Linked DNA regions of Homo sapiens: region 2 is linked to region 1. Evidence: chromatin loops called from intact Hi-C (ENCODE). Cell type or tissue: lower leg skin. All regions are shown on one strand. Each heading gives the region's core, and the rest is flanking DNA. Links, peaks and the distances in the headings are about the cores only. Region 1 overlaps MIR3976HG (MIR3976 host gene). Region 2 overlaps ARHGAP28 (Rho GTPase activating protein 28).

The links. A loop is a pair of places that touch in the nucleus more often than their neighbours do. Peaks named below come from ENCODE experiments on the same cell type or tissue, not always from the same donor. Only the 100,000 strongest peaks of a DNase experiment are listed, where the experiment ranks them.
Region 2: a loop joins it to region 1, with 19 times the contacts of the local background. A loop is called at or near these places in 65 of 110 quality-filtered maps.

Annotation. Positions count from the first base shown.
Region 1 is chr18:5,859,359-5,875,550 of GRCh38, reverse strand. All of the region lies in intron 4 of MIR3976HG (MIR3976 host gene), which reads right to left. Among named protein-coding and RNA genes, the nearest start is that of MIR3976, 27 kb to the right of the region's middle. RefSeq lists a silencer at 7,057-7,106. In lower leg skin, for the core only: no CTCF peak of the experiment used is centred there; a DNase peak (open chromatin) is centred at 7,145.
Region 2 is chr18:6,877,018-6,893,209 of GRCh38, reverse strand. It overlaps ARHGAP28 (Rho GTPase activating protein 28), which reads right to left. Exons shown (of 18, transcript NM_001366230.1): 11 at 10,911-11,073; 12 at 5,971-6,053; 13 at 3,125-3,322; 14 at 2,667-2,780. Among named protein-coding and RNA genes, the nearest start is that of LINC00668, 45 kb to the left of the region's middle. In lower leg skin, for the core only: no CTCF peak of the experiment used is centred there; no DNase peak of the experiment used is centred there.

The sequences.
Region 1 (16,192 bases), core at 3,337-11,336:
TTATTGCCAGAGTTTAATGGGTATCTCTCTCCTCCTCACATTGCCCTTGGTATTCAATGTCAGGTGTGCAAGTGAGTGGCAGTACACTCAGCACCCAATTAACAAGAATATTTTATTTATTAATTTTTATTGGGGTAAAATACACATATATACTTTACTATTTTAACCATTTTAAGTGTGCAGTTCGCTGGTAATAAATACAATTATATTCCTTTGTTCTAGGAATTTTTGACAAATTGACACCACTTGCTCTCATAACAAAGACTAAACATTTATTGAGTATCTTCACACACACAAGAATACTCCCAAGTCACAATCAATGGTCACTCAAATAATAATTGATAAAACTCTTCTAGAACAAACCACTTTGAACTGTCCCTTCAATTTTACTATAAGAAGAGTCGACACTGCTAGCCCTTTTTTTGTTCCTGTGGCTCAATATAAGTTTAGTGCTTCTAATTGTAGGAATAGAAACTCTATGTAAATTGAATTATCATAATTAGCTTACAGATCACTGTAGTACTTATACACTTTTCTTCCCTTTGAGGGTTTTTTAAGAGAAAGTCACACAATAAGGAAAAAAACCAATAAAATTTAAATAGTATGTTTGTTGTTCATTTGCGTTAAAGACAAATGTTTGCTAAATGGAATTTTTTAGAATGTCTTTTTACTGGATAGAGTTGGCCTCCTCAGCAGCTTCATCTGAGGAAAAATTTAATCACAGCAGCATACCTTTTTCTGAAACTCTCTAAGACAACATTTACCCCAACCTAGGCCTAATTTAAAATGCAGGTACAACACACACACACACACACACACACCCCTATTCTGTCTGCTGTGGTGAGTAAAGGTGGTTAGAGCTGGAGCCAGAGAATTGTGAACAAATAATGTTTCCTTGTGTTCCATTGCCCTAGGTGATGGTTCTCAAAATACTTGAAACAGCAGCACCAGCATCACCTGGGAGTTTGTTCAAAATGCAGCTTCTCAGGCCTACCCCTAGGACTGTTGAATCAGAAATTCTGGAGGTGGGACCCAGCAATCTGTGTTCTAACAAGTTTAACAAATGCTCCAGGTGATTCTGATACATGCTCAAGATTAGGAACCATGACACTAGACTACCATGAATGCTGATCAGTCATTTTTCAAAAATGTTATCTTTTGGTTCCAAAAACTCTGACAAGGGAATATGCATGGATGAGGAGATAGGTCACTCTGAGTGGACAAAAACATCAACAACAAAAATGAATGTGTAACACCTTCTTGGGGGCATGGGAGGGCAGGGAAACAGGAGGGAGAAGCTGTCATCAGAATCACCTTAAATCCAATGCTCCTTTTGATTCCATCACAATGACTGATGGGGAAAACTCAGACTTACCTCAACTGCCAGGGTGCTAAAGGGATTTCAGAATCATGTAGTTCATCTCTGCCTTCTTGGTTCAAGGTTAAGATAGCCTCATCACAGCCCCTGTGGGTGACTTTCTTCCCACTGATCCCGTCCCCTTGAGTGCAAATATAAAGTAGAGCATACCCAGTGCATTAGTCTGCTAGGGATGCATAACAAAATACCGCAGGGTAAGTGGCTTAAACAACAGAAATTTATTATTTTTTTTCATAGTTCTGGAGGCTAGAAACCCAAGACAAAGCATCTGGCAGGTTTGTTTTCTCCTGGGCTTCTCTCCGCAGCTTGCAGGTGGCCATCTTCTCCCTGTGTCTTCATATGGTCTCACAGAGGCATGGTCTCTGTCTCTATGTCCAAATTTCCCCTTCATATAAGGACACTGGTCAGATTGGATTAGGACCCATCCTAATTACCCCACTTCAACTTAATCAGCCCTTTAAAGGCTCTATCTCCAAATGTGATCACATTCTAAAGTCCTGGGGGTTAGGACTTCAGCATGTGAATTTTGGGGAGATGCAATTCTGCCCATAACACCCAGAAAGAAATAAGTTCTGCTGGGGCAGCCTTCCATGAAGCCTCCTGCTTAGCTACCTTCTCATTGAAGACACCAAAACCTTCCCTGTCCCTGTCACTTATTTATAACAATACCTGAAAGAGTTCTTTAACTCAGGGCTTTATAAAGACAATAAAAAGATTGAAAATGATTGATCAAATTTCATGGTATGAGAATGAAATAGACTTTCCAGTTTTCATAAGTATAGTTATACTTACATGTACACACATAAAAGTGTCATGCAGTACAATTCCAGTATAAATATAACTTAATAAAAATTGGGGAAATTCTAAACTGTCAATCTAAAATGAGTGACAGAGACCAACTCTTCAAAGCAAAGAATTCATTCAGGAAGAGCAAGGGATTGCAATGAAAGATATGTGTGCTATGGCAGACCATAGGCACATCAAAGTGGAATGGGGAAAGTGAAAGCTCTTAAGAAAAAAAGGAGTCCGCAGAAGCTGTTTTGAAACAAACCATTGGTTACAGGGCCTTGTTGCAGGAGCTGGCATTAGCTCATGGGTGGAGGCAGCTGTTGTGAGGAAAGTTTCTTTGTGCAACCGGCTTATCTGGAATGCTGCAGCTTTGAGGAATTCCTTGCACAACTGCCATCATAGGCAGGCGTGCAGGAGGTCCCTCTTTCATGGCCTCCTGGCTTCATGTATTAAGATTTGACATTGGTGACTCCACTTTGATACTGATAATTTTCCCAAAACTATTTGTGGCTAAGTAAATTGTTTCTCTCTGAATTCTTTTTTCATCATCCAGGTGTAGTGTCCAGAGCTCTCATCACCTTTTCTGTGCCTTTCTGCACCCTGCAGGAGGGTCTCCACTACCAATGGCAAAAAGGACTTTGCCTTTGGTCTTATAATTGCTTCAAGCATGTAATGCAAATCCCCACATTCATTCACTGCTAAAAATTTTGCTTCTTCCAGGGAACTCTGCTTCTTCCAGTAGACAGCATGCAAAATGCCTGCTGTCAGTTGCTTATTACCCAGGAAGTGGGCCTCTCTGTCTGGGTGTAAATCAACTGCTTTCTCTATCTTTGTTGTGCTGTAGGGGTGGGAGGGTGATATAGTCCACAGCTTTTGGTTGGTGGAGTGACTATCTTCATCTTGGTAACCCATTGAAAACAGAGCCTGAGACATGGATTTGCGTGGAGATTGTTCATTACCTTCTTCTACAACTGCCTTCCTCTACAACTGCCTTCCTGGCCAAGAGTTGAGAGCTGATAGTGTGAATGTCCTAACCTGCTGGTTTGGATCAAATAACCTCAACTAGCTAAAGGCTAGACTCCTTACCTGCTCGAAAAGCACATAGTGCAAAACTGAAGCCCACACTTCGCTGAAAGATCAGGGCCTCTGAATTGGCCTGGAGATCTTTAAATGTTAACTTAATTTTAATCAACATATTTTCATTGGCATAGGTCCTTGAGTTCTCCAAGTATTATAATGGTATGTGAGTTTTGAGGAGCCACTTTTAACCCCTTTGACCTCACACACATATATTACAGCTGGGGTGAATGGCATGTGGGTGCAGCACAGAACCCCTGAGAAGGTAAAGAGCACCTGTTTAGCAATTTCAGTTCTCCTGCATGCTGTGTCCCATGGGAGTTAAGAACCTAAACCAATATGTACTGAAAATAAAGTTTTAAATCATATGCACCAGAACTTCTGAAAACCAAAGCAAATACTGCCTAAATAGACTAATACTGAAAAAAAAAAAAAAAAACAGATGTGAGCACATAGTGTATGGACAGAATGGAAAACCTAGATTTGGAGATAATTCCAGGTACAAGGAAGCAGAGAGATGAACCCACAGGAAGAGTTGAAAAAGCCTGCAGTTTTCAAAGGGAAGTTCTTATTTTCTGTAACTATTTCTATAGCTGCTGCTTTTCTGCTGTTGTGATTATTTATAGACAGTCAAAAGAGTCTCTCTTTTTCATGTGTACGTTCCAATTAAAATCTGGCAGCAATTCATCAGACCTGTGAAGGCAATGCTGTAACTGTGTCAGCATCACAGATAACTTGTGCAACCTGGTGCCAGCTCCTCAAATTCAGTTTCTTTCTCAGTAAAAAATAAATATTTGGAGCCCTTTATTGATAAGGTAAGCAGTGAAAGGGCTTGGCCATGGGACAAAATATTTTGACAAAGTCTTCATGGTGGTTTTCATCGTCGGTCTCTCCATGTGTGTCCAGTTCCAGAAACAAAAGTTCTACCCCAATGTTGTGCTCCCGCTTTGAGCAAAAATATTATTTCTGTGGAATATAAATTTTCTTTCAGCTTCTCACAGTTCAATGATTCCTGGCAACATCAAAGAACTGAGACAACAAAATGAGATGCTTTCTGAACACAAAGAAGCCGGGTCCTTCAGTTTCTTTCAAGAAATAATGGTGTCAGCAACACCTCTCAGCTGAGATTATCATCATCACAAATGGCCCTAACCAACTGGAGAAATGCCGAGTGGTTATAGCATGGGCAGACATGATATTTTCAAGCCAGAACACATCTAGCATTTGAAGATATTAAGATTTCCTGTTATTTTGTAATGATTACTGCATCTTACATACTTGGGAGAGAAGAACAATGAAATATAAGAAAAACCTGAAAATGAATAATTGTTGGGAAGAATGATTTGTTTAAATAATAAAGAGCATCCGTGGGGAATGCTGTTCCACAAATATTACCCCAAAACTGTGTGACTTGAGGAATGGCACAGGAGATGGATTTTTCTTTTGTGTGTGAACAAAAGCGAGATAAATCCCAACAAATTGCACAATGCCTCTTCCATTCTCATCCACGTATGTAACCTCGTTTCCTTCTCTTTGGAACTGACCACCATGACCATGTCCTGGCCTCATGGAGCCAGATACAAGTCAGTAAATGTAACTTTGGGAAACAAAACAAGAAAAGCTGACTGCTTCCTAAGGCTCATGCGTGTCCACATTCAGTGATGAGGGATGGACTTCCTGTTCCTCAGCAGAGAAGTATGGAGTCCACCCACAAGTTGGTATGTGAACTTATTATTCAAGCCAAGTAAGTTAATCCACGTGGGGATATAAATTTATTCAAGCAGATTTGAGTCAGTGTTGATCTGAAAAGGTAGGTGTTGATACCAAGTACCAGAGTTCCCACCTAAAATAAATCCACACTTATCACAGATCAGCGGTTCTCAATGAGGGGTGATTTTTTGGTCCCCCAGGGAACACTTGGCAATGTCTGGAGACATTTTTGGTTGTCACAGCTGGTGAGTGTGTGTGCAAGTGTGCATGCGTGCACTTGCTCATGCTTCTGGTATCTAATTGGTAGAGGCCAGGGGTGTTGTTAAATACCCCATAATACACAGGACAGCCCTCTCCCCTCCACCCAACAAAGAATTATTTGGCCCAAAATGTCAACTGGTGTTCAGGATAAGAAATGCTGTGATATGTTAAAGATAGCCGCAAATGTTTTTCAGCTTCTTTCATCAGGAATGGAATTTATTCCTGCCTGTGACTTGCCCTGACTACTAGAATGCAGTGGGTGTCATGTTCAAATGCCAGAGCTGAAATCTCAAGGGGCCTTTTAGCTTCTGCTTTTGCCCCTTGGGGATGCTGCCCTGAGACCATCATACCAGAAAGAAGCCCAAGATGAAAGTCCAGGAGATTAAAAGACCCATTTGTCCCACATACACCTACAAGGTCAGCCGACTGAACCCCCAGCCAACCCACAGCATAGTGAGAAATAATACATGACTGTCTTAAGCCAACAAAATGTGGGTCATCATGCTATACAGCAATAGATAACTGAAACAGTTCTAATAAAAGATAACTTGAGTGTGGATAGAGCTTAATTTCCCCAGTGTTTCCTAAGCAATGGGTCATCAGATATTTCTAATAGGCCCAATGGAAGTGGCCCCAAGAATGCAGCATGTAAAGCAATTGCTCCTTTTCCTCCATTGACACAACCAATCACATTGTGTGGGAATTTCTGGGAAAATCTCTCTTCACTAGTGAAAATATTCTAACTACCACTGGGTCTTGCTTTCACTTCTTCCTCTTTGTCTTGAGTCAGCAGTGACTGGGATGTCTTTAGGGGAAGAGAAGAGGATAGAAAAGCATCACAGTGAAGAATGGAAATCCCTGGTAAGTCATTTTGTGGTTGTATCCTTCTTGCATTCCACATTCAGTCCTTGGGAGAACCCCAAAGAGATTGTGATTCCACCCAAAAGCACTAGAAGATGGTCCTTTGCAGTCGCTCACACCCCTGTGAGCTGTAAACTCAGCAAGATGCCAAGGACCCGCTCGAATGTGGCCTGAAGGACATTGGGAGTGAAGAGGAGCACAGGTATCTTCTGCACTCTTGTCGGGCAGAGGATTCCCAGCCCTGCAGGGGCTGACAAAGCTCTCTCCTCTCCTCTCTGCCTCCTGAGAAGCTCTAGTTCTCTACTCCGGCCCACAATTGTGCAGCGTAAGAAATCAGGTGCAGAGCTTCCTCCACCCCAACGTCCTGTCCCACAAGAGCAGAACCTTTTTGAAAGCTGGCTGAGGGGAATCTGGGGCTGAGGTGCTTCATCATCAACAATGAGCGTCCTCCGGGATGGGGCTGACTGCAGTGTGGAATAAGGAGGCCTCTGTGTTGTGAGGCAATCGTTTTGCAAAACAGCTGAGTGAACCACGATTGACTGTAGCCTCAAGCGCCTCTGCTCCAGCCCTGCTCTGTGCTTCAGGGGTGGGTGGAGGAGGCAGGGCAGTCAGTGTCTTTCCCAGGTGAGTCTACCGAGTGGGGAAGGAGGCTCACTGATGTGAGTACGGAGCAGGAGGCACATGGAGAGTCGCCGGCAGTTGAACCAGATCTTTGAGGGAATGAAAGAGACCAGCATGGCCCCTGCCAATTACGCATGGCACCTGCGGTCAGGTCGCTTTCAGTTCCCTCATGCGTCAGGGATTCTCAACCCTGGCTACACATTAGAATAGTCTGGGATTTTTTTTTTTTTCTCTAGACCCATCTCTAGAGAATCTGATAAAAATGATCTGAGCTGAGATCCTGGCTTCAGTAGCTCCTAATGTGCACATATTTGTTTGTTACTTTGTTTGGGGGTGGAAAACAACTATTCTTTCATTCTGTGTTCTGGATTAAGGCTCTTGCCTTCTTCAGACCTTGGACAGCTCACAGAGGGTTACACCCTCGGCCTTAGTGCCAGGAAAAACTCACAAGAGTCCTACTGCGCCCTCTTGTGTCAGCCATGATACCGTACAGTTCCTAAGGAAAACGTTTTATTACACAAGTTACCGCCAGAGAAGAAAAACATACAAAAAAGAAAAAAATATACAAGTAACCTGTAATCCTCACTGTTAGACAACATATGTATATCTTTGCAGAATTTTTGATAAATTTTGTTCTTTCCAAAAATAGAAGGTTGTGTACGCTGTCTTGTTAACATTTTACTTAATAACCATGAATATGTTTTCGTGTAAATGAATTTAAATTCTGTATTATTTTAATTGCTTGTGCAACTGAATAGTATTTCACATGCAATGGTAGCAAAAATATTTAACATTTATTGGGCACTTACTACATGCCAGGAACTGTAGTTAGTACTTGGCATAGATAATCTCATTGTATATGCACAGCATCCATATGAAGTAGGTATTAAAATTATTCCCATTTTATAGATAAGGACATCGATGTTAATTTCCCTAAGTGGCATAACCAGAATGCAACATAAGCATTTTACTCTATATTACCAGGTACATTCAATCTATCCCTTACTGTCGTCGTATTGTTGCTTCCTTTGGAAATTGTCTTCTTTTCTTTCTCTCTCTCTCTCTCTCTCTCTCTCACACACACACACACACACACACACACACACACACGCCATAGGACTGTTTCCTTATTCCTTATGCTAGACTCTTGGATGGATTCATGGATTAAAGGTATGAATTTTAATGGTTTTACATCTCTTACCAAAATTTCTTCTAAAAATGACACATTATACTCTCAGCAGAAGGCTAATGGAATGTATGTTGTGTATTCTTGTGTTTTAAAAAGTATCAGCTTTAATTTCTAACATAGTATGGGATATACTAGTATATACTAAATTGGAATACACTATTTTACATACACGTAAACAAATGCGTTTTAGGGTCTAAGTAATTTTTAAGAGTGTAAAAGATTTCTGATGCCAAAAGCTTAGAGCACTGCTGCCCTAGGAAGAGAAGCCAGAGTCCATTTGTATGCCCGCCACCTGCGCATCAACACCCTCTTCTCCTACTCCTCTCTTTTTGGTCCATAGACTCACCTTGGCTGTAGGAGCCACTCTTTCCTGTCAAAAAGGCCTTTTTAATTATTTGCATTTTTATGTCCATCCCTCACTTGTGTCAATAGGTGTAGCAACCATGCAGCCCTACATTTTCAGACACAGTTTTGTTCTTCTATTACTCTCTCTTAGCCTTCCAAGAATGCTGAGATAGGATCAGCCTGTGTCCGAGGAGGAGCAACATGGTGCTGTGGAAAGAGAATTGGGTGTGAACAGCACTTCTATTAGTGACCAGTTTGGAAACTATGGGTAGGTTACTTAATCACTTTACTCTAGGTTTCCTTATCCATAAAAATGAGAACATTATCTACATTTTTAGGATAGAGAAAATTAAATGAATTAGATATTTAGTGCCAAGCTAGGCAGAGAACAGGAATTGGACAATGTCTAGTATTTCCCTGAGTCTGTATTCATCCCTTTATTTTCAACTTTTTAAAATGCCTTTGTGTTTTACATATGGCTCTTGTAAATATCATATAGCTGGATTTTTAAAACATCCAACCTGACAATCTCAGTATAACTGGAGAGTTTTATTCATTAACTTGCTTTTCTTTTTCATTTTATCACCTACTCATGTATGCTTCTTCAATGTATTGTTTAGTCTTGGTTTTTTGAATTTACAAAATTGCCATCACACTAAATTGACTCCTCTGTGAATTTGCTTCTTGCACTCTCCATTATGTTTTGAGATCATGCATATTATTGTGTGAAGCCATAGTTTATTCAATTTCTTCAGTGTGTAGCTCATTCTGTGACTATATCAAAATGTATCTCTCTGTTGTGTTGAGTTAGATATCTGGATTACCTCTGGTAGCATTATATATATATACACACACACATATATACACACATGTGTGTATAGATACACATACACACATACACACGTGTGTGTATATATATATATACTCATGTATATATACACACACATACACACACACACACACACACACACACATATATATATTCATTCATTCATGCTGGTATGATAAATACCCCCATGAGAATGTCTCCCAGTGCATATGTGCAGGATTTTCTAGAAGTGAAATTGCAGACCCCAGGGTAGACATATGTTCTATTTACCAGGCAATGCTACACTGTTTTTTTTTTTCTTTTTTACCTCTGTGACATACAATGATTTTGTGTAACAATTATAATTATTAATGATAACACACACTAAATCATATCAGAATTATAGGAGTTTCCCATTATTTTGGAACACATATCAGTAACATATTTATACAAATCAGCTCAAAGAAAGCCAAACAGCATTTCATATTTGACAATGCTTCCTGTGTGATCTTTATACCAAATAAGCCAAATTTCACCCTTTGCATTAGTGTACTATTAATGTCAACCCGAATTCTTAATAACATCTTATAGACAAATCTATCCAATCTTAATCAGTTTGAGCATAAGGTAAGATTCTCATAAACCTTTTATAACCGGTTACAATTTTCATTAAAGAGCAGATCAGTGTTCTAAGAAAACCCCTTTATTTATTTATTATTATTATTTTATTATTTATTGTGATATATATTTTAATATTATATACCATATAATATGACATATTGTATTATATTAATATGATATATTATATCTTATTATTTTATCATTTTATTGTTTATTATTAATTAATAATTAATTTTATTTATCTTATTTTATATTTGCTTTTATTTTAATATTCAATTTACAGAAAAAGTGAGTAATACCCCTTTAACTTTAGCAAATATGTTCACACACAGAATCTCTTTTACAATTAATTCTTTATAAACCTTCCACAACTTGTTCAAACGTTTAGATATTTTCTATCTCACTTAAAACAATCCTTTAACTCTCTAAACTTAAGCAGGAAATGCACATTCCCTTGGCTTCTTATAGTCTTTTACTAAAAGTATATTCTGCTTTCCTTACATGCCTTGTGTGTAGAACTGTTTCTCTAGTAGTCTCAGATACATGTTACAATGTTAACTCTTAGCAACGTTTACTTTTGGTGAAAAATCTGGTTAGTAAGCAATTGTGTGAAGCCTAGGACAGCAGACAAAAGTGCAGATAAGGCCTGACTCTTTCCAACATGCTAGGGGGTATGGCTAACTCCACATGTCCCCAGGCCTTATCTAGAATCTAATACTCCAAAGTAGGTAAACTGAACAATTTTTAAAACTTAAAGAAGCAGTTTATGACCTTAAAGCATTTAGGACACCTAATATCTGACCTGCCTAATTTAGACCAAATATCTAAATTTTGAAGACATTTTAATTTTACCAATAACCTTTAAAACTGTCTTTATTTCCCAAAGCTTACTAAAGTCAGATGAACCAAAAGACACTGTAGCTTTTCTTTGTCTGACAAAATATGTGATTTAAGCTCTTATTACTTTTAAACCAATTAATCAAAACTCTTTCACATATAAACAGCACACACACAACACATACAAATAGACAGACAGAAGAGGATACAGTAGTTGTATAATTTTTCATTCACCAGTTTCTTTCTTTTTGTTTTAATTAATTCTAGGGTACATGTGCATAACGTGCAGATTTGTTACATAGGTATACATGTGCCATATTGGTTTGCTGCACCCATCAACTCGTCATTTACATTAGATATTTCTCCTAATGCTATCCCTCCCCCAGCTCCCCACCCCCCAACAGGCCCCAAGTGTGATGTTCCACACCCTGTGTCCAAGTGTTCTCCTTGTTCAGTTCCCACCTATGAGTGAAAACATCCAGTGTTTGGTTTTTGTCCTTGTGACAGTTTGCCGAGAATGATGGTTTCCAGCTTTATCCATGTTCCGCGAAGTACGTGAACTCATCCTTTTTTTTATGGCTGCATAGTATACCATGGTGTATATGTGCCATATTTTCTTAATCCAGTCTATCTTTGACGGACATTTGGGTTGGTTCCAAGTCTTTGCTATTGTGAATAGTCCTACAATAAACATACGTGTGCGTGTGTCTTTATAGTGGCATGATTTATAATCCTTTGGGTTTATACTCAGTAATAGGATCACTGGGTCAAATGGTATTTCTAGTTCTAGATTCTTGAGGAATCGCCACTGTCTTCCACAATGGTTGAACTAATTTACACTCCCACCAACCGTGTAAAAGTGTTCCTATTTCTCCACATCCTCTCCAGCATCTGTTGTTTCCTGACTTTTTAATGATCACCATTCTAACTGGAGTGAGATGGTATCTCATTGTGGTTTTGATTTGCATTTCTCTGATGACCAGTGATGATGAACTTTTTCATGTGTCTGTTGACTGCATAAATATCTTCTTTTGAGAAGTGTCTGTTCATATTCTTTGCCCACATTTTGATGGGGTTGTTTGTTTTTTACTTGTAAATTTGTTTAAGTTCTTTGTAGATTCTGGATATTAGCCCTTTGTCAGGTGGGTAGACTGCAAAAATTTTCTCACATTCTGCAGGTTGCCTGTTCACTCTGATGGTGGTTTCTTTTGCTGTGCAGAAGCTCTTTAGTTTAATTAGATCCCATTTGTCTATTTGGCTTTTGTTGCCATTGCTTTTGGTATTTTAGTCATGAAATATTTGCCCATGCCTATGTCCTGAATGGTATTGCCTAGGTTTTCTTCTAGGGTTTTTATGGTTTTAGATCTTACATTTAGGTCTTTAATCCATCTTGAGTTAATTTTTGCATAAGGTGTAAGGAAGGGATCCAGTTTCAGCTTTCTACATATGGCTAGCCAGTTTTCCCAGCACCATTTATTAAATAGGGAATCCTTTCCCCATTTCTTGTTTTGGTCAGGTTTGTCAAAGATCGGATGGTTGTAGATGTGTGGTGTCATTTCTGAGGGCTCTGTTCTGTTCTATTGGTCTGTATATCTGTTTTGGTAGCAGTACCATGCTGTTTTGGTTACTGTAGCCTTGTAGTACAGTTTGAAGTCAGGTAGTGTGATATCTCCAGCTTTGTTCTTTTTGCTTAGAATTGTCTTGGCTATGTGGGCTCTTTTTTGGTTCTATATGAACTTTAAAGTAGTTTTTTCCAATTCTGAAGAAAGTCATTGGTAGCTTGATGGGGATAGCATTGAATCTATAAATTATCTTGGGCAGTATGGCCATTTTCACGATATTGATTCTTCCTATCCAGGAGTGTGGAACATTTTTCCATTTGTTTATGTCCTCTTTTATTTCATTGAGCAGTGGTTTATAGTTCTCCTTGAAGAGATCCTTCACATCCCTGTAAGTTGGATTCCTAGGTATTTTATTCTCTTTGTAGCAATTGTGAATGGGAGTTCACTCATGATTGGGTTCTCTTTTTGTCTGTTATTGGTGTGTAGGAATGCTTGTGATTTTTGCACATTGATTTTGTATCCTGAGACATTGCTGAAGTTGCTTATCAGCTTAAGGAGATTTTGGGCTGAGATAATGGGGTTTTCTAAATATACAATCATGTCATCTGCAAACAGGGACAATTTGACTTCCTCTTTTCCTAAGTGAATACTCTTTATTTCTTTCTCTTGCCTGATAGCCCTGGCCAGAACTTACAACACTATGTTGAATAGGAGTGGTGAGAGAGGGCATCCCTGTCTTGTGCTGGTTTTCAAAGGGAATGCTTCCAGTTTTTGCCCATTCAGTTATGATATTGGCTGTGGGTTTGCCATAAATAGCTCTTATTATTTTGAGATACGTTCCATCAATACCTAGTTTATTGAGAGTTTTTAGCATGAAGGGCTGTTGAATTTTGTTGAAGGTCTTTTCTGCATCTACTGAGATAATCATGGTTTTTGTCATTGGTTCTGTTTATGTGATGGATTATGTTTATTGATTTCCATATATTGAACCAGCCTTGCATCCCAGGGATGAAGCCAACTTCATTGTGGTGGATAAGCTTTTTGATGTGCTGTTGGATTTGGTTTGCCAGTTTCTTAACTGAATTACTAGCTTCAGGGCAGAGCCCTTGGATGAACAGGGCCAGGAAAGCATGCATTTCCTATGGCCTAATAAGCAGGCACAGCCAAAGCCAGTCAATTGGTGTTGCATGCAGATGATTTTCCTTTGGGTCAGAGGTATCTTAAATATAATCCCCTCATGGTTTGCCAGAAAAATGTTACTGGAAAGGGGTCCTGATCCAGACCCCAAAAGAGGGTTCTTGGATCTCACACAAGAAAGAATTCGATGCTGAGCATGGTGGCTCACACCTGTAATCCCAGCACTTTGGAAGGCTGAGGCAGGTGGATCATGAGGTCAGGAGTTTGAGACCAGCCTGGCCAAGAGACCAGCCTGGCCAATATGGTGAAACCCTGTCTCTACTAAGGCATGGTGGCTGGTGCCTATAATCCCAGCTACTCGGAAGGCTGAGGTGGGAGAATTGCTTGAACCCAGGAGGCAGAGGTTGCAGTGAGCTGAGATTGCGCCATTCTACTCCAGCATGGACAACAGACTGAGACTGCTACTCAAAAAAAAAAAAAAAGAAAAGAAAAGAAAGAATTCGAGGCAAATCAATACAGTAAAGTGAAAGCAAGTTTATTAAGAAAGTAAATGAATAAACAATGGCCACTCCATAAGGCAGAGCAGCCTGCATTGTTTTCCAAAGTGATTATACAAATGTACACTCCTATTATAAACTGATGAAAGTTCCTTTTGCTCCATATCCTCACCAATACTTGATATCTGGGTTTTAATTATCTTTGTCAGTCTGAAGGATGAGAAATAAAATAATATTGTGGTAAGAATTCTAATTTCTCAGATTAATAATAAAGTTGAGTGTCTTGTTATTTGCCTATAATCTTTTGTATTTCTTTTTCTGTGAAATGCATTTTCATGTTCTTCGTCCATCCTTTTAGGTAGGAGTTAAGCATTCTGGATAACATTTTCTCATCTATTATGTGTGTGGCAAATTTCTTTTTAGAGTCTGTGATTGGTATTTTCACTCCCTTTTTGACATCTTTTTATAACCATGAGTTCATAGTATCAAAATAGTCAAGCTTTTCTTTGCAGTTTGTGTCTTGTATAAGAAATTCTTCCCTATTTCAAGACATAAAAAGTCATTAAAATATTTTTCCATATTATCTTCTCAAAATTGCATAGTTTTGATTTGTACGTGTTACTCTTAATCTATGTGGAAATTGTTTTGTGTTTGGTGAAAGTAGGAATCCAATTTCTTCTTTTGTCTATGTAGATAACCAGTTTTCTTAACACTATTTTTAAAAAATTTTAAATTTTGTGAGTATTAATAATACCTACGAGGTATTAACATTTATGAGGTACATGAGCTATTTTGATGAGGGCATACAGTGCATAATAATCACATCATGGAGAATGGGGGTTATCCATTCCCTCAGGCACTTATCCCTTGTGTTACAAACAATCCAGTTGTACACTTTTAGTTATTTAAAAATGTACAATTAAATTATTTTGACTATAGTCAACCTGTTGTGCTATCAAACACTAGGTCTTGCTGTTTTTTTTCTAATTATTTTTTGTAGCATTAACCATCCTCACCTCCCCCTGGTCTCCCACTACCCTTCCCAGCCTCTGGTAACTATCCTTCTACTGTCTCTCTCCATGAGTTCTATTATTTTAATTTTTAGATCCCACAAATAAGTGAGAACATTCAATATTTATCTTTCTGTTCCTGGCTTATTTCACTTAACAATAATGACCTCCAGTTTCATTCATGTTGTTGCAAAGGACAGGATCTCGTTATTTTTTATGTCTGAATAGTACTCCATTGTGTGTATGTACCACATTTTCTTTATCCATTCATCTGATGATGCACACTTAGGTTGCTTTCAAATCTTGGCTGCTGTGAACAGAGCTGTAACAAATATGAGAGTGTGAATACCTCTTTGATATATTGATTTCCTTTCTTTTGGGTATATATCCAGCAGAAGGATTGCTGGATCACATTGTAGCTCTATGTTTAGTTTTTTGAGGAACCTCCAAACTGTTCTCCATAGTGGTGATACTAATTTACATTTCCACCAACAGTGTACAAGGGCTCCCTTTTCTCCACATCTTGCCAGCATTTGTTATTGCCTGTTTTTTGGATGTAAGCCATCTTAACCATGGTGAGATGATATCTCATTGCTGTTTTGATTTTACATTTCTCTGATGATCCATTAGTGATGTTGAGCACTTTTTCATATGCCTGTTTGCCATTTGTTTGTATTATTTTGAGAAATGCCTATTCAAAGCTTTTGCCCATTTTTAAATTGGATTATTAGATTCTTTTCCTATAGAGTTGCTTGAGCTCCTTACATATTCTGGTTATTAATCCCTTGTCAGATGAGTAGTTTGCAAATATTTTATCCCATCTGTGGGTTGTCCCTTCACTTTGCTAGTTGTTTCCTTTGCTGTGCAGAAGCTTTTTAACTTGGTATGATCTCTATTCATGTATTGAATAACTCATCCTGATTGGAAAAAAAAGTCTTCATTATGTAGGCTATCTTTAACATTTTCCAATAAAAAGTTTTATACTTTTCTCCATGTACTACTTACACATATTTTATTAGACAAATGCAAAGTAATTTAATCTTACTGTTATAAATGATATATTTTATAGTTTAATTTTCTAACGGATTGTTGCTTGTATGTAGAAATACAATTAACTTTCATATATGGAGTTTGCATTCAGAAACCTTCCTACGCTTTTATTAATTACAGCCACTTCTGTAGATTAATTGAATTTTCAATGCTATCATCTCTAAATAATGAGTTTTGTATTTTCATTTCCAAACACATACTTTTTTTTTTTTTGCTTACCTCATTGTATTCACTAGACTCTCCTATATAATGTAAAACATATGATAGAGGGCATCTTTGTCTTGTTATTGGCTGCAAAGGGAATCTTTTCAATATGCCATTTTATTATTATTATTATACTTTAAGTTCTAGGGTACATGTGCAGAATGGAAATTATAACAAACAGTCTCTCAGACCACAGTGCAATCAAATTAGATCTCAGGAATAAGAAACTCACTCA
Region 2 (16,192 bases), core at 4,605-12,604, 1.0 Mb before region 1:
CTCAAAAGGCTTGCCTTTACCTTGCCTAACTTGGAACTTGATGGGTGCTAGAGGGGTGTAATGTCAAAAACGTTTACAGGCAAGTGTTTTTGTCACAGCTGCCTGATGCAGTGGATCAGAAGAAATTGAGGAAAACAAGAGATAACTAAAAAGCTTGGGAGGCAAGGCTGGAGACTGAGATGCTTTGGAAAATAAAGGCTGTAAAAAGCCTTAACATATTCTTGAGAATATAAAGGCCATATGATTGAGAAACAGCTGAAAACATAAACTTCTGGCTGATCCTCAGGTTCTGTGCAAGCAGGAAGTGAGGACTCAGGCAGAATTAGAAACTGCTTGGCTGAGTGCTAAAGGTGTGCCCCAGCACACACACTGCTCATCTGCAAAGACTGGGAGGTTTTTCAGTTCCAGACATTTAAGAGAATCTCTGTCTAATCATTAGTTATCATTAACCTAATGGATCACAGACTTCCATAGTCACACAAAACAAAGAATACAGACTTTACAAAATCAGTTCAGGAGAAAAGTCATGAAGCAAACAAACAATAGGTACAAGAGCAGAAGCAACAAACCCTGAGGAGGGAGAAGAATCTGATTTCCAAAGTTGCTACATTATAATACTCAAAATGTCCAGTCTTCAACAAATAGCTGTTAGGTAAAAAAAAGTCAAGGAAATATTGCTCCTACACAAGGAGAAAAAGCAACAGTTTCTAAAGAAACTAAGGAAGTCCAGACATTGGACTTATCAGAAAAAGTCTTCAGGCTGGGTGTGGTGGTTCACTCCTGTCATCCCAGCACTTTGGGAGGCAGAGGCGGGCGGATCACCTGAGGTCAGGAGTTCGAAACCAGCCTGGCCAACATGGTGAAACCCTGTCTCTACTAAAAATATTTAAAAAATTAGCCAGGCATGATGGCAGGCACCTGTAATCCCAGCTACCTGGGAGGCTGAGGCAGGAGAATCACTTGAACCTGGCAAGTGAAGCTTGCAGTGAGCCGAGATGGTTGCAGGACATCGTGAATATACTCAAACACACTGAATTGGTATAATTTCAAAGCTTAAAATAGTGAATTTTATATTATGTGATTTTTTCTCAATTAAAACAAATTTTTTAAAATTTCATTTCTAAATAAAAGTATTGGTTCTACTTGATATGAAGTCACTTTGCCTATCATGAGTCAGAGAATACAGTCTTTCATCATGATTATGATAAATCAACAACACTCCCTCCTGCCTCACTGCCTTGGCATTTACTGTCCTTTTCCCTGGACTTTCACTCTTCCTCCTTTCACAGTGGTATCCATCCTTCAAGATACAACTCCAACCAGGCACAGTGGCTCACATCTGTAATCCCAGCACTTTGGGAGGCCGAAGTGGAAGGGTCGCTTGAGGCCACGAGTTCAAGACCAGCCTGGGCAATACAGCAAGACCCCCATCTCTACAAAATTTTTTTTAAAAAGTTAGCCAGGTATGGTGGTATGCATCTGTAGTCCTAGCTACTGGAGAGGCTCAGGCAGGAGGATCACTTGAGCCCAGGAGTTCGAGGTTGCAGTGAGCTATGATCATGCCACTGCACTCCAGCCTGGGTGACAGAGCAAGACTCCAACTCTATAAAAAGAAATGTAGCTCCAGGAAGGACACAGTGGCTCATGCCTGTAATCTCAGCACTTCGGGAGGCTGAGTCAGGCGGATCATCTGAGGTTAGGAGTTCAAGATCAGCCTGGCCAACATGGTGAAACCCTACTCTACTAAAAATACCCTGTCTCTACTAAAAATACAAAAATTAGGCAGGCATGGTGGCGCATGCCTGTAGTCCCAGCTACTTGGGAGGCTGAGGCAGGAGAATCACTTGAACTCAGGAGGCAGAGGAGTAAGACTCTGTCTCAAAAAAAAAAAAATGTAGCTCCAATGTTGCATCCTCAATGAAGCCATCCACAGTCTCCCACGCTAGAGCACATTCCTTGTCCTCTGCATGGCCCTGGCACAGCTGGCCTGGTGCTTCCCTACTGGGCCCCTGGGGCTCTCATATACATTTGTCTCCCACATTAGGTGTAAGTTCCTTTGAGGGCAAAGTAAATTTCAAGTATCTCCACATCCTCCTCAAGGTTGAATGCAATGTCTGGCACTTGTGATCATCCTCAAGTTAGATAAAAGCAGTAAAGTTAATTCTTCTAAAACTTGTTGGCATTATGTGCCTCCACACAAATAACTGTGTTAAAACAAAACTCTGAATTCCTTGGAATGCAATGAAGTTACACAAAATAATTTAAGGATTAGCTATTCCTTTACTAACCAATCAATGAAGAAATCTCTTTTCCCAAGTATTAGACATTTGGATACTGGATTGCCCTTAAATCAAGTTGACAGGGACTAAAATGTTGACTTTCAGCTTTTGCGAGAACCATTTTAGCCTTTCTGGTGGGATATCAAACAATCTTCCTGACTGAGATATTTCAAGAACTTTAACCAAAAAGCACATAACTCTCAACAAGATGCAAAGGCCACGGTACTCTGTTATGGACCCACTTTCCATGATGTTTATAGTTACAACACTCCCTGATCCTTGAGAATATAAAATGCTTGGTTCTAAATGACAAGCTACTTTGTGCCCCCCTTTGAGGAGTACAAATCTAGGCAGTGGACAATCGCCATGCCTCATTTGCTGTCTTACCTCCCGCTCGAGGGTCTTCCTCCTGAGCAGCTTCCTGACACTTGGGAGCTGCTTCTTCAATAGCATCGTGGCTTCATTCATTCTTCTTACTTGAGTGATTAAGAAAGATGGAACCTGGAGAAGAAAAATAGCTTGGACTGGATGGAAAACACTTGAATTCAAACTCCCTAGCAGATTGTCTTCAGGCATGGCAACTCCTCCCAGTCACTCGGTATCCTGGAGCCAGGAATGGTGGCATTGTCCTTATAAAGTTTAGAAAAAATTATGTGGATCCCTGTTTCAAAGGGAAACTGTGTTGAAGAGCAGCCCTTCCAGAAGGTGTAAGGCTGTCACAGCCACCTGGGGTTATCTTCTCATATTTCTTCCCTATGACCAAGGGAGTTGCCCAATCATGGAGGCTTTATGTTTCCTGGGGACATGGACTTCTGAGGGGGACCTGTCATCACTATGTCACTCACCTTCCACAAAATCTTCTGGTACTTAAGCATTAGGCGGATGATGTGGGCCGCAGTGTTTGCTAACAGTAATTCTTCATAATCAGAGTGTTTGCTTCTACTGAAGAAAAGGTTTGGTGCCATCACTGTAGAAATGTTCCACAGACTCATTCGGTTTTTTGATTCATTGGCAATCACTTTATTGAAGAATGTCATGAGGGCCTAAGAAGAAACAGCATTGTGTCATACAATTGTACACTGTCAAAAGTGCCCCTGATTGCTATCATTCATTCTATTCCCATTCACTCTGCTGCCAGAGAACTGTCAGAAGTATAGAATGGTTAAACGTACCATGTTTCCCCTCTAACTGGTTAAAAGTACTGAGAAGAAATGTGAGCAGTATATTCAACTGTCTGCTTCATGAAAGTAGCCATTTTAATGGATTTTATTATATTGCAGTTTCTATAAATGTGGTTTGCATTTTCTTTTCTTTTATCCTAAAAGAGTCTGACAAATGTTAAAATTAAATATAAACTGGGAAGAGAAAATGCTGCAGTTCAATAAACACGAAAGGTTGTTTTGCTGTGAAGGAAGAAAAGTAATTCTGAAAAATACCCTTAACTTAAAGCATTGCTGTTGAAAACTATTTACAATTTCCTAGGGAAAGGAAAATTCATTTAAACAACATAAGTATCTCATTCCTCAGCCCAAATGTAAACTCAACTAAACAATAAAAAAATTGAATTTTTGGGTGCTATTTTTCTATTGCTTTTCAACTTTGAAATTGACAGCTGGCCAAAAGCAAATGTTTGTGTGCAGGTCTTCTAAGCATTAAAAAAAATAAAGAATTGAGAAAGCTTAATATAAGTTTGCTGTGCTATCAAAGTATAAATACTAAATTCACCAAGACGACTGAAATCCCCAAAAGAAGTGCTCTTTGGTTTTCCAAGTTTGAATTCCACTGTACAGTATTTGCAATGAGAAAAACAGCACTAAATAGTAATAATAGTTAACATTCATTTGAGGGTTTGCTGTGAGCCAGGCGTTACTCTTAGTACTTTATATATATTCACTCATCATTATTCCAAACCCTGTGAGGTAGGTACTATTATTATTTTACAGATGAAGAGACCGAGGTGGAGTGCGGCTGAGCAGCTTTGTTCAGCTTAAGTGGCAGAGCCAGGATCTGAACGAAGGGAACCAATTCTTCAGCTAGAGTTCTTGACCTCTAACCCACACCAGCTGCAATCCTAGCTCCAGTCACAATTTAGAATAAAAAATTAGAGAGACAGAGAGAGAGAGAGAGACAGTGCATGTGTGTAACATCCTCACCAGTCCCGTGATGTTCTGGGGGGACCTTTTGTTAGAAATGTATTGAATTATTTGATAATTGCTGCATCCTCAGTTGTATGAAAGGGTAGATGACATTTTGACTCAGATATTTGATAACAGATGAATTTTTTTTTGATAAAAGAACACTCTGTAGACAAAGCGAAAAAACAAGCTAATAAATTTTCAGTTTTTGAAAAATTATTGAATTATATTAGAAAAGGACATTTTTATGTCATAGCTGATCTCTGTCCTTGCCTCAAGGATACATCTAATATGACCGACATATATTATAATTGACATAGATATTTTCGCTGTGTAGGAGGAAGGTCCTTACCACACTGAAATGTCTGATAAGAGGCAGCACTAAGAACCATCTTTGTTTTCAGCATTATGTTTACTGGCCTCAAAATTACCATCTCTTTTCAACTCATCCTTATCTCAATTTCATTTCAAAGATTCCAAATACCTGTTGTACTTAAAACAAATTTCCTATTGTATATAGAATGATTATCCAGAGAGCAAGAGAAACTTTGATTTTTACCAACATACAGCAAAGAATGAATGTGAAATAAAGAGAGAAAAATTGGGGATGAAACTATAGAATATGATTCTATCAAATGTTCTACTATATATCAGTGGAGAAACCACTTTTCTGCTTCATTTTCCTAATATGTAAAATGACCAAATTCTATCAGATGATCTCTAAAATTCTGAAATTCTAGAACTATTTAAATTGAATTATTTTCACAAATTTAAAAACGTGAACATGCTAGAAATTTAAACCAGTGATTTCAAATTCCTCCCTGAGGACGCTCATCAGAGTTTTCTTTCCACTTCAGTACACCAGACTAATGTGAGTAGTTGAGGACCAGCAATTATAGAATCTATTTTACAAGTTACATAATGGTCTTATTGACTTATGACATTGTTCTATTTAAGCCTTCATTTTTGCCTCTTCTACTCCTAACACCTTGCCCAATGCCTGACACAGGATAGACAGTCAACATCTCTGGGATGAATGGAGTGAATGAAACTTAAATGTTTAAGAACATACCGCCCGGGCGTGGTGGCTCACACTTGTAATCCCAGCACTTTGGGAGGCTGCGGCAGGAGGATCACTTGAGCCCTGGAGTTGGAGACCAGCCTGAGCAACATGGCAAAACCCTGCCTCTGCAAAAAATGAGCTGGGTGTGGTGGCACATACCTGTAGTCCCAGCTACTTGGAAGGCTGAGATGGGAGAATCACCTGGCCCTGGGAAGTCAACGCTGCAGTGAGTTGTGATCGTGCCACTGCACTCCAGCCTGGGTGACAAAGCAAAACTCTGTCTCTCAAAAAAAAAAAAAAAACAAGATACCAAGATCTCCACTCTTTCTTGTCTTCCTCAGGAGAAGGGCAGTGGGAGCACAGAAAGGCCGTGTGTTTGCAGCATGCTCAGGTGGCTCAGTGAGCTGTCATCTCCACTTTCATTTTCCTATATGAGCCATGTCCTCTGAGCAATAAGAGCCCCAGGACAAGCTGTGAGGTGGACACGACGTACCTGAGCTGCATCTCTGTTGGCATCAGGCAGCGCCATGACCATGAGGTGTAAGGCTTGAAACTGTACTTTGACGTGAGGCCCTCCTAACAAGAAAACAGAAATAGTCATACATTTTAAATAGCCCTGATGCATCCTGACAGCATTTCTTGCTAGCATCTGGTGGCACAGGAGGGCTCCTGACAGCTTTTGGTGGTAAAGACTCAGGTTTTGTGCCCAGCAATGTAAATTTGTTCACTTGGACAGGAGCCTCTGTCCATCAACTCCCTTTTCCCATCCCATGATGCCATTGTTGAGGCAGGTGGCCAACGAGATCCTCAGAATAATTCTGGATTTGGATAGCACTTCCCTTTCAAAGTACTTTCGCAGACCTTCCCTTCCTTTAATACTATAAATAGAAGTGAAGCTCACTCAATACAAGAGAAAATAAACCTTGCTTCCATATAATGAGGCAGAAAAGTATAAGTATTAGGAACACAGATTTAGAACCAGGTTTCAAACCTGGACTACTATTTAGTCGCTGTGTGACCTGGGGCAGGTTATTTAATCCCTGTTGCATCTACTTTATTATCTGTAAAATAGGAATAGTCATTGTATCTACCTCACAGGCTGTTATGAGGATTAAATGAGTTAATACATGTAGAGTGTTTAAATCAGTACCTGTACATAGTTATCTTTCTACATATTTGCTCTTACTTTTATGATCTATGACACTTATTCTAGATCTTCCATGGACACTTAGGGAAGGTGATGACTGTAGTTGGATCTTTGGAGATTGTTGAGTATTTTCTTCCTCAGTAATGACACAAGATGGCGCCAGAGGGTTGGCATTTATACTCAGGGATTCCATCCACAGCTGGATAATCCACGACCAGCTGTGCTGAAAATTTAGAATACACCAGAGAATCTAGGCTTTCCTTTGTCCCTCTGTATTTTCTTCAAAATGGTGTCTTGGTGGGGAGTTCTTGGAGGAAAGCATTATGTTCTGGAATCTCTGGGGAGTTCTCAAGTTGAAGGAAAATCTATTTCTATTCAATGGCTGGAAGGCAGTCAGCTGCTGGTGAAGTTAACTGAGCTGTATAGCAGTGGAAACACTTGTGACAAGCTAGTAGGTTACTGGAGCTGTGCGTGCTAGAGTTCAGGAGTAGATGACAAGTGTATACAACCAAGCAATATGGGGAGAGAGGGAGGATCATATTGTTGAAGAAAAATCCATGTGTAGATTTGTGGATAACTTGTATCAAATTTATAATGACGCAGGTCCAGGATGTTACTGAAAAGAGCAAATACACATTGCTGTGAGCTTGCCTGAATAATAGAAACTTTAAGAGCAAGTCTCAGTGCAAAGCATTTAGGGGCAGACAAGACATAATGTTAGTGCATAAACTGCAGGCTGAGGACTGTCTCTAATCTTCCAACGCAATTAAAAAAAAAAAAAAACAACTCTGGGGAAGAAAAAAACAAGAGATGCAGATGTAGGCTTGGGACCACTGTGTTTCCATTAACTTCAGAGAAATTAAGAAGCTCTTTTAAGTTAAGTTTAATTTGGCAAATAATCCATTTTCATTTTACTTAGGAAACCTGGCCCAACGCTGTTTTGTGATTAATAGTTTTGTAGTTAATTCATTTAATACATCCCCGTCACAAGTATTCTCTTTCCTGAGGTCATTATTTCCCCAGAAAGTTATTAAGCATGTAATGAAAGCATCTGAGGCTTGATTGATGATGATACTAGTCCTTTAATTTTACGGTCAAGTTTGGGGCCAAGTTTGAAAAGAGAAAGTAACGACATTAGTGGAAAAGGCTCTGTGTTCTCTGAGCTCCATTTGAGGGTATTGAGAGGGACAGCTTAAACACACACACACACGCGCTTGTTCACAATCCTCCCCTTCAGAGAATCTTGTTACAACTAGAGCTTACTTAGGTGGCAAAAAGGCCATTATTTCCTGCTGGTAGCAGGCCAGAACTCTGGGTTTCCTGCAGGGTTCGCTGGTATCAAATCAACCACCTGCAATATAGTATTTTTCACTTTCAAAGTCATACGAAGGAATGTGGACTCTTTGTGAACCCTTTCAGGATATTTCTCAGAACCTCTCCCTTCAGTGAAATGTACTGGCTGTAGTCAGATAGGCAGTAATGATGATACAGCATGCAGTAAATGCTACACAGAAGATAATTGGTCTCTGAAAATTACAACGTCACACAGTGTTTCTGAAAATTACGAAGTCATACCGATTAGGTCTTTAGTGAAGTATTTGGGTAAAAGCACAAAAACTATAAAGTATGTTTTGTAACTGACAGTCAGGGAATCATTTGGCATGGTTTGAACACAAGGATTGAATATTTTGGAGGATGAAAATTAATATATTCATATACCCTTCTTAAATATGATTCTCTGAACAGATCTGGAATTAGAGGTTTGAATCCTCCTTGCATAATTCAAACTACCAAAAAACAAAAACAAATGAGTGATCCAGAGATGGAAGGTCCTAATTCTGGTATAAACTTCACCCAAATCTCTGGCTGACCCACAAACCATGCGTGTGTGGGGTAACACGGCGAAGGATTGAACAACTGAACACACAGTTGAGCTCCTGCCCAAAAGACCACTGGCAATTTGAGTCCAGTCAAGCAAACTGCCGGCTTAAAAGAGCAACAATAGTAAAAGAAACCAAACAACATTCTTTGGAGAAATACTTCAGAATCCATAGTCTCCAAAGACTATATTCATAATGTTCAGAATAAGCTTTAAATTTACTTGACATACAAAGTAACAAGGAAAGTGTAACCCATTCTCAAAGAAGACAGAGACCAACCCTGAGATAACCCAGGTGTTAGAACTGCCAACAAGGACTTTTTTTTCTTTTTTGAGACAGAGTCTTGCTCTGTCGCCCAGGCTGGAGTGCAGTGGCACGATCTCGGCTCACTATAAGCTCCACCGCCTGGGTTGACACCATTCTCCTGCCTCAGCATCCAGAGTAGTTGGGTCTACAGGTGCCCGCCACCACGCCTGGCCAATTTTTTGTATTTTTAGTAGAGACGGGGTTTCACCTTGTTAGCCAGGATAGTCTCGATCTCCTGAACTCGTGATCTGCCCACCTCAGCCTCCCAAAGTGCTGGGATTACAGGCGTGAGCCCCCACGCCTGGCCGCCAACAAGGATTTTGAAGCAGCTATTGTACCTGTGCTCAATGATGTGAAGGAAAATATGATTATAATGAATGAAAAGATAGGTCACCTCAACAGAAAAACAGAAAGTATTTTAAAAGCACCAACTGAAAATTCTAGAACTGAAAAAATACAATGTCTGAAACAAAAATGAATGAAGGAAATTAGTAGCTCTTCTCTCTTTTTCAGCAAGTTTTTCTCATTAAAAAAACCCAGTAAGCTTACAAAGAAAATAGATACTGGTCACGGACAGCATGTGAATTAAAGCTTAGAAAATGACTGCCTTGCCTACAATATTCTCTTCTTTCAAGACACAAAAGATTATTTTATGAATCTGGTTTAGTTAAAACATTCAAAGATTTAGAACCTACATAATTTTTAGGACAAATTTTGCCATACAACTTAGGATCTATTATTTTCTTTCATTGTAATTTTTATGAAATTGTAGTTCTGGCCAACCTGAGAAGGTTGTACAATGGCAGATACAGACATCACCTGTTAAGTTCACACAACATTTTAAAATTTAAATTAGTGGCTGGGCCAGGTGTGGTGGCTCACGCCTGTAATCCCAGCAATTTGGAGGGTGAGGCAGGGAGATCACTTGAGGCTAGGAGTTTGAGACCAGCCTGGCCAACATGGCGAAACCCCGTCTCTACTAAAAATACAAAAATCAGACAGGTGTGGTGGCGCACACCTGTAATCCCAGCTACTCAGGAGGCTGAGGCAGGAGAATCGCTTGAATCCCGGGGGTGGAGGTTGCTGTGAGCCAAGATCGCATCACTGAACTCCAGCCTGGGCAACAGTGCGACACTCTGTCTCAAAAAAAAAAAAAAAAATTAGTGCCTGACACTCTCAAATTGAGAGTTTTCGCATTAAAGCCTGGATTTGGCTCTCAGTCTGGCACAGCAACCATTACGGAGAACCAAGCAGTGGTCAATGTCTCTAGATGGGGTGTGTCCTCTCAGTTTGGACACAGACCTTTTTGGTCCATGTAGAATCAACATTTACTTAGCATGCTCATACATATTTAGATTTGCAATGCCTGAACTCCCCAGGTTAACAGTTAAAGCCCCCACTATGTACCCCCATTCTACTTTTCCAAACTTTTCTCTTGTTACATCCTCCACAATATTCAACCTTTATGCTCAAACCATGCCAAATGATTCCTTGTCAATTACAACACACACTTTATAATTTTTGTGCTTTTGCCCACATACTTCACTTAAAGGCCTAATCTATATGACTTTGTAACTTTCAGAAACATGATGTGACTTTGTAATTTTCAGAGACATATTATCTTCTGTGAAGTATTTATTGCATGCTGCATCATCAGACCTAGGACCTCAGATTTAAGAAAGGCAGTGATGTCGTATTTTTTGATGCATTATCACACACCAGGCTCTATTCTAAATGACTTCATTCAATATCCACGGCAACCCTGACAGGTAATTATTATCTGTAATTTACAGATGTAGTAACTGAGGCTCAGAAGGTTTGATTGCATGGCTAACAGATGGTTGCACAGGAATCCAAATCTCAAGAGCCTGGTCTTTCTGCAAACCCCTCTGCCTTTTAATGATTATAAAACCCTAAACCAGGCTTAAGTATATAAGTATGTAAGTAGGTGACTGTTTGCCATCAAACTTAATATTCCACCAAGCACTGTCAGGACACAGCAAATCTATACATGAGCACATTTGATTCAGCATCTCTCTTCTGCTCTCACTTTATTGACCTTATATCTTAGCGTATTCACATATAACGTCTTCCACCTACTTTCCATTAGACTGATGAAGGCAGGTATATATTCCACAGGGAAGAGAGAGGTGGGTAGTTCTCTGAAAAACGCTTTCAACATTACTGCAGCTTCTCTATGGCACATTTTGTCCCATTTAAATTTATCAGCATTAAACTTGGCATCAAGTTCTTCACGGTATTGCTGTAAATCAAGGAAAACAGTCAGTATTCAATGCACTTTTACCACCTGACCCCATTTTCCCCTTCGAAAACTGTTCTTATATAAACTGTTTTTGTAAACAGACTGGTAAGGTAATGTCTACCAAGAGTAATTTTTTTTCAACATGATTAAGGCAAATAGCTATGTGAGGATGAATTTTTAAAAACAATTTTCTAAAATATTTAAAAAATAATGTTGATCTTGAAATAATTTTCTAATTCTACACAAATATAGAAGTTCTCTACTCTGATCACAGTTTCATTTCTGTGGTTTTGGCAGAATACCACTATTCCCACATGATAAATACACTGTTAGATTCTGACAAAGTCTCCGTTCCCCCTCTTTTCATAATCCCTTCTGCCATCCTCTCTTCTATTTCTAAATTAGATCAAGAAGGTTTGCCTCTCAGCCAGTTCACAAACAGAATGAGAAATATCCCAATAAAGTAACTCTGACCTCGCTGCAACATGCAAACCTATGACATCTTCCTGGAGCAGTGACAGCGAAGTTTTATTCCAAGACAGACACATGCCTTCCACATGTTTGCATGCTTGCCCAATCCTTTGTAAGGTTTGGAACACTGTGCAAATACTTTTAAAAAAACCTCTAAGCCTCCGTAAGTTCTACTTGGCTAACAAATTTTACATTATGAATTCATCTGATTATCAATGCCACTCAGGCTTCATGTTTCTTTTCAAAGGCAAACTCATTTTTCACTGCTCCTTTGAACTACAAGGTTTACCTATAATGCCAGCAGTTATAGTCAGTCTCCCAGCTGACACTAACTGCTCCAGAAAAGATACTTAGAAAGGGAACTCTAAAAGCTCTGTTTCTTTAAGACCTCTGCTTTATTCTCATGAGAAGCCTAATTCTTCTGGCCTTGAGCACGCACAGCCAGAGTCAGTGTGCACATCTGACCTTTTCCTAATAAGGATTAGCTCATTAACCAGCCAGACATAATCACTCTCTTGGCTCCCAGAGCCTGAAAACTGGAGGTCCCTGGCAGCACAAGTTTCTTGCAGAGATACGCATGATTCTGATGCACCCTCTAACCTCTACTGATAAGATCAAAAGGAGATTTCCATCTTGCCCTGGAGAAGCTTTCAATCTTATAGGAATACTTTGGCTAATCAAGAAACCCTCTGGTGATAAATACACTTTACAAAACCTTAAGCATAAATATAAAGTTCTCCCTAAAATGAAAGAGATAGAGTGGGCTCTGAAAAGAGGATGCATGAGATCCATTCTTTGCCTTTCGGTGTCCTGTAATCTAGTGGGTGGGACTATTTCATGAGCTGATACGACTCATTTAGAGTGCACATGCTATAAGAAAAGTCATGTATTGGTGCTATGCAGCCAGGAAAGAGAGGAGTCAAACTCTGCTAGGGGCAAGTCTTGAGGATTACAGGGAATAGGAAATAGAAGGGGATCCTGCTCAAGCAGTGATACAAATGCCAGCAGATCCAGTGTGTCTGGGGAACTCCAGTTCATTCAGCCTTGCTGGCGCATCTAGGGCAAGGAACAAGGCTGGAGAGCAGCGAGCGCCAGTGCTAAGGGGACTAGCCTTCACGCTGTAGGCAATGAGGCAGCCTGGAACATCTCTAAGCACGGGAATGGCAAGGGTAGATTTGTCTTTTCTGACAGCCAGATGGAAAAATGATTTGGGGGAGCGTGGAGCTTGGCATAGGTCGGGTGGGTGGAAGCGAGTGACAGGCAAAGAACCCAGTTATGAAGCCACAGCACCACTTCCAGGGAGGGATAACTAAGGACTAATCTGGATAAACAGTTGTAGGATAGAAAGGAGAGGAGGCATTGAAGAAATGCCCAGGAGGGAAAATTCTCAAGAATCAGTGATGGATTGAATATGAGACTCAAAGGGAGAAATAATCATCCGAGATGATTTTCCAAGACGATTTCCATCTGATTTGTAATGGGCAGGTGGCAGTGTTGTTAACAGGAAAAACACAGGAGGAGGAGTAAGCATTTCCCATCAGTCGCCTGGTACCACTGCAGTAAAGCAAAGGGGACATTGTTTTCCAAGTGCACAGGAAGCACCAGCGAGAGGAGAAGAATTCAAATTCATTTTCCACATACCTCTGCAAAGGAATCTATCTGAATCACAAATGTGGCCGTCCTAACCTGTGAGTAGTTCCCAGTCACCTAAGGGGCAACAGGGCACCAGGGTCAAGGGCAGGTGCTACAACCAGATCCTTTAGGCTTTTATCCGAACTCAGCAACTGACTAGGTTATGGTCTGTGCTTCAAGCTTCTCAATGTACAATGGAATATTAAAACGACATTCCCAAGATCAAAACAAATAATATCATGTAGAGCTCACAGGGCAGGGCCTGCCATGCTGACAGCTCTCAATAAACACCGCACTGGCTGCTCGCCCCTCCCCCACTCTCAGGTCTATTCTAACCTGCAGTGTCATTACTATGGGAATCCCACGCGTATGCGGCGTGACTGTTTAGGGAATAATACCGCGTCATACTGTCTGGATGGCTAGTATAAAGCAACACTGAGAGAAATAATGTCTTTTTTTGGTTCTGAACAGAGCTGACATTTCTGTGGTGGCCCCAATGTGAAACCATGTCAGCCGGGTATGAGTTTACCTTGCCAAAGATGGGGAGCACTTAGAGGTTCAGAAGCCCTGTTTTTCTGACCCCTGACTAGGCAAGGATGAGAAGTCTTGTCATTAAATCTCCCTTCAGCAAAAATGCAATGTGCCTCTATTTTGGAGGTAGTTTTATACAAATGCAAATGACCAGCCTAAATAAGCCAGGTGAGGTAATTATAAAACATTTAGAACAGCCTTGGAATGATTCAAACTAGTCAAAAAAGAAAATCTCGCATGTCAAACAGTCTGCCTCTTTCCATAAAATATATTCCCCGGTGTTTGGCTCAAATTTCTGTCATTTTTGAAAAGAAAATCATTGCAAACACCAACCAAAGCATTAAATTGGTTCCAAATGAGCTGAGGCCTCAAGTCTGGGACTTGGCTCCACAGCTGCGTGTTCCCTGTTTGGCTAAAACCAGCAGCTTCCTCCCAGGGCTGCTCCCCTGTCAGCCTCCCCAAGCAATTAAAGCACAAAGCCAGGCCAGACCGTTCACAGTAATGATACACTAGCGGACCACAGGGCTGGTATCATCGACTTGGTTCAATCCGAGGATAATTATAATGGAGTTTTTAGTAGTTTAGTGGATGAATTACAAAAAAGGAGGTAGTTTAAATAAAAAGTTTGAATAAAGGAGAGGAATAAAGAACCCTTTAATGCATCACGTTTCAATGTCTTTCTAACGGCAGTGTTTCCCGGTTTCTGTTCACTTGCCCAGATTTCTTTCACATTGGCCTTCCTAGGGCTCAAACCATGAAAACATCTGGATTACATTTTCCACTAATAAGTGATGGAATAAATTAGGCTGAAACTACATAAAACTGGGTAGGGGAGAAAAAAGACTGACCTGTATGTGGTTCAGGAATGCATGTGCCTATAATAACTTTCTGAAGGAACGATTAGCCTTTGAGAAGCATTTTTCAGTGGAAGATTAGCCAAAGAAAGGTAGCTGCTGCTATGACGTTAAACTTTGTGCACATAAGAAATGCCCTGTAATTTTTTTTTTATTATACTTTAAGTTTTAGGGTACATGTGCACAATGTGCAGGTTAGTTACATATGTATACATGTGCCATGCTGGTGTGCTGCACCCACTAACTCATCATCTAGCATTAGGTATATCTCCCAATGCTATCCCTCCCCCCTCCCCCCACCCCACAACAGTCCCCAGAGTGTGATGTTCCCCTTCCTGTGTCCATGTGTTCTCATTGTTCAATTTCCATCTATGAGTGAGAACATGCGGTGTTTGGTTTTTTGTCCTTGCGATAGTTTGCTGAGAATGATGATTTCCAATTTCATCCATGTCCCTACAAAGGACATGAACTCATCATTTTTTATGGCTGCATAGTATTCCATGGTGTATATGTGCCACATTTTCTTAATCCAGTCTATCATTGTTGGACAATGCTCTGTAATGTTTTCTCCTTTCGGTGATTTAGAAACAGGACATTTAAATCATATGCATTATGCATGTTATACACCCATGCATGCATGTGTACACAGGCACATACATACACACACACACATGCACATACACACACACACACACAGAGGAACCAGTAAGAATATGTGCAAATACAGTTTCCCAATTATGGACAGAGGTTTCAAGAGATGGAATCTGTTTCTGTTTAGGAAATTTCTTTCTTTCATTTTGGTTCTCTGACTCTGCAGATATAACCAAAGATTTAACCAAAATAAGTAATGGTTTTCATCCTTACTTGTAGGATACATTTTTTTAGAAGAGTATGTAAGAACGAAACACACGAGAAACGGAGACAGAAAGCAGATGCACCCTAGAAAGCATAAACCTTAAGGAGCCGTTGGGCATTTCCCTGCCTTCCACAAGAACTTGTGCCAGCATTCAGCCAACTCCACTCTCAGGGAAGCCGTAACCCCTCAACATGCCCGGAGCCCTGATGCCCTGGTGCCCTGCTCCGACCTCGCTTCACGGAAGACCTTGCCCTCACGTGCAAAAGCCCAGGTAGCCGACTCTCCCAGCTGTGGGCCCCTTCTGGATGTGGCTCAGCCATATTTTCTGCAGGAAGCCCCAGCCCACGACGGGGTGAGGCATGGGTACCAGGGCCTTGCCCATTCTGCCCAGCACACGGCTCCTCCATGGTTAGGAATTGTCTGACCTGCACCGTGGTTAGAGCCTCACCCCAGCCAATCCTGGTTCCTGCCCCTTTCATCCTGCAGAAGCAGAACCGCCGTGACTCTCCTCCGCTCCTCACCCATCTCAGCATCTGCTTTCTGGAGGATCCAATAGACGCAGCCTATCTATTCTCAGTTTCCACTTAGAAAAACCTCTCGTCACACTTCTATATAAAAACTCTGATACTGATACAAATAGAATTTCCCAAAGCATGTACCAAAATGAATTAATGAAGAGATGCTGTTTTGCCTCTACAAATGTCTTTTTGATAAACATTACCACATTGGTTTTCCCCTGCCCCTGAGACTGTTTGCTCAGGGATCCAGCTTTTAA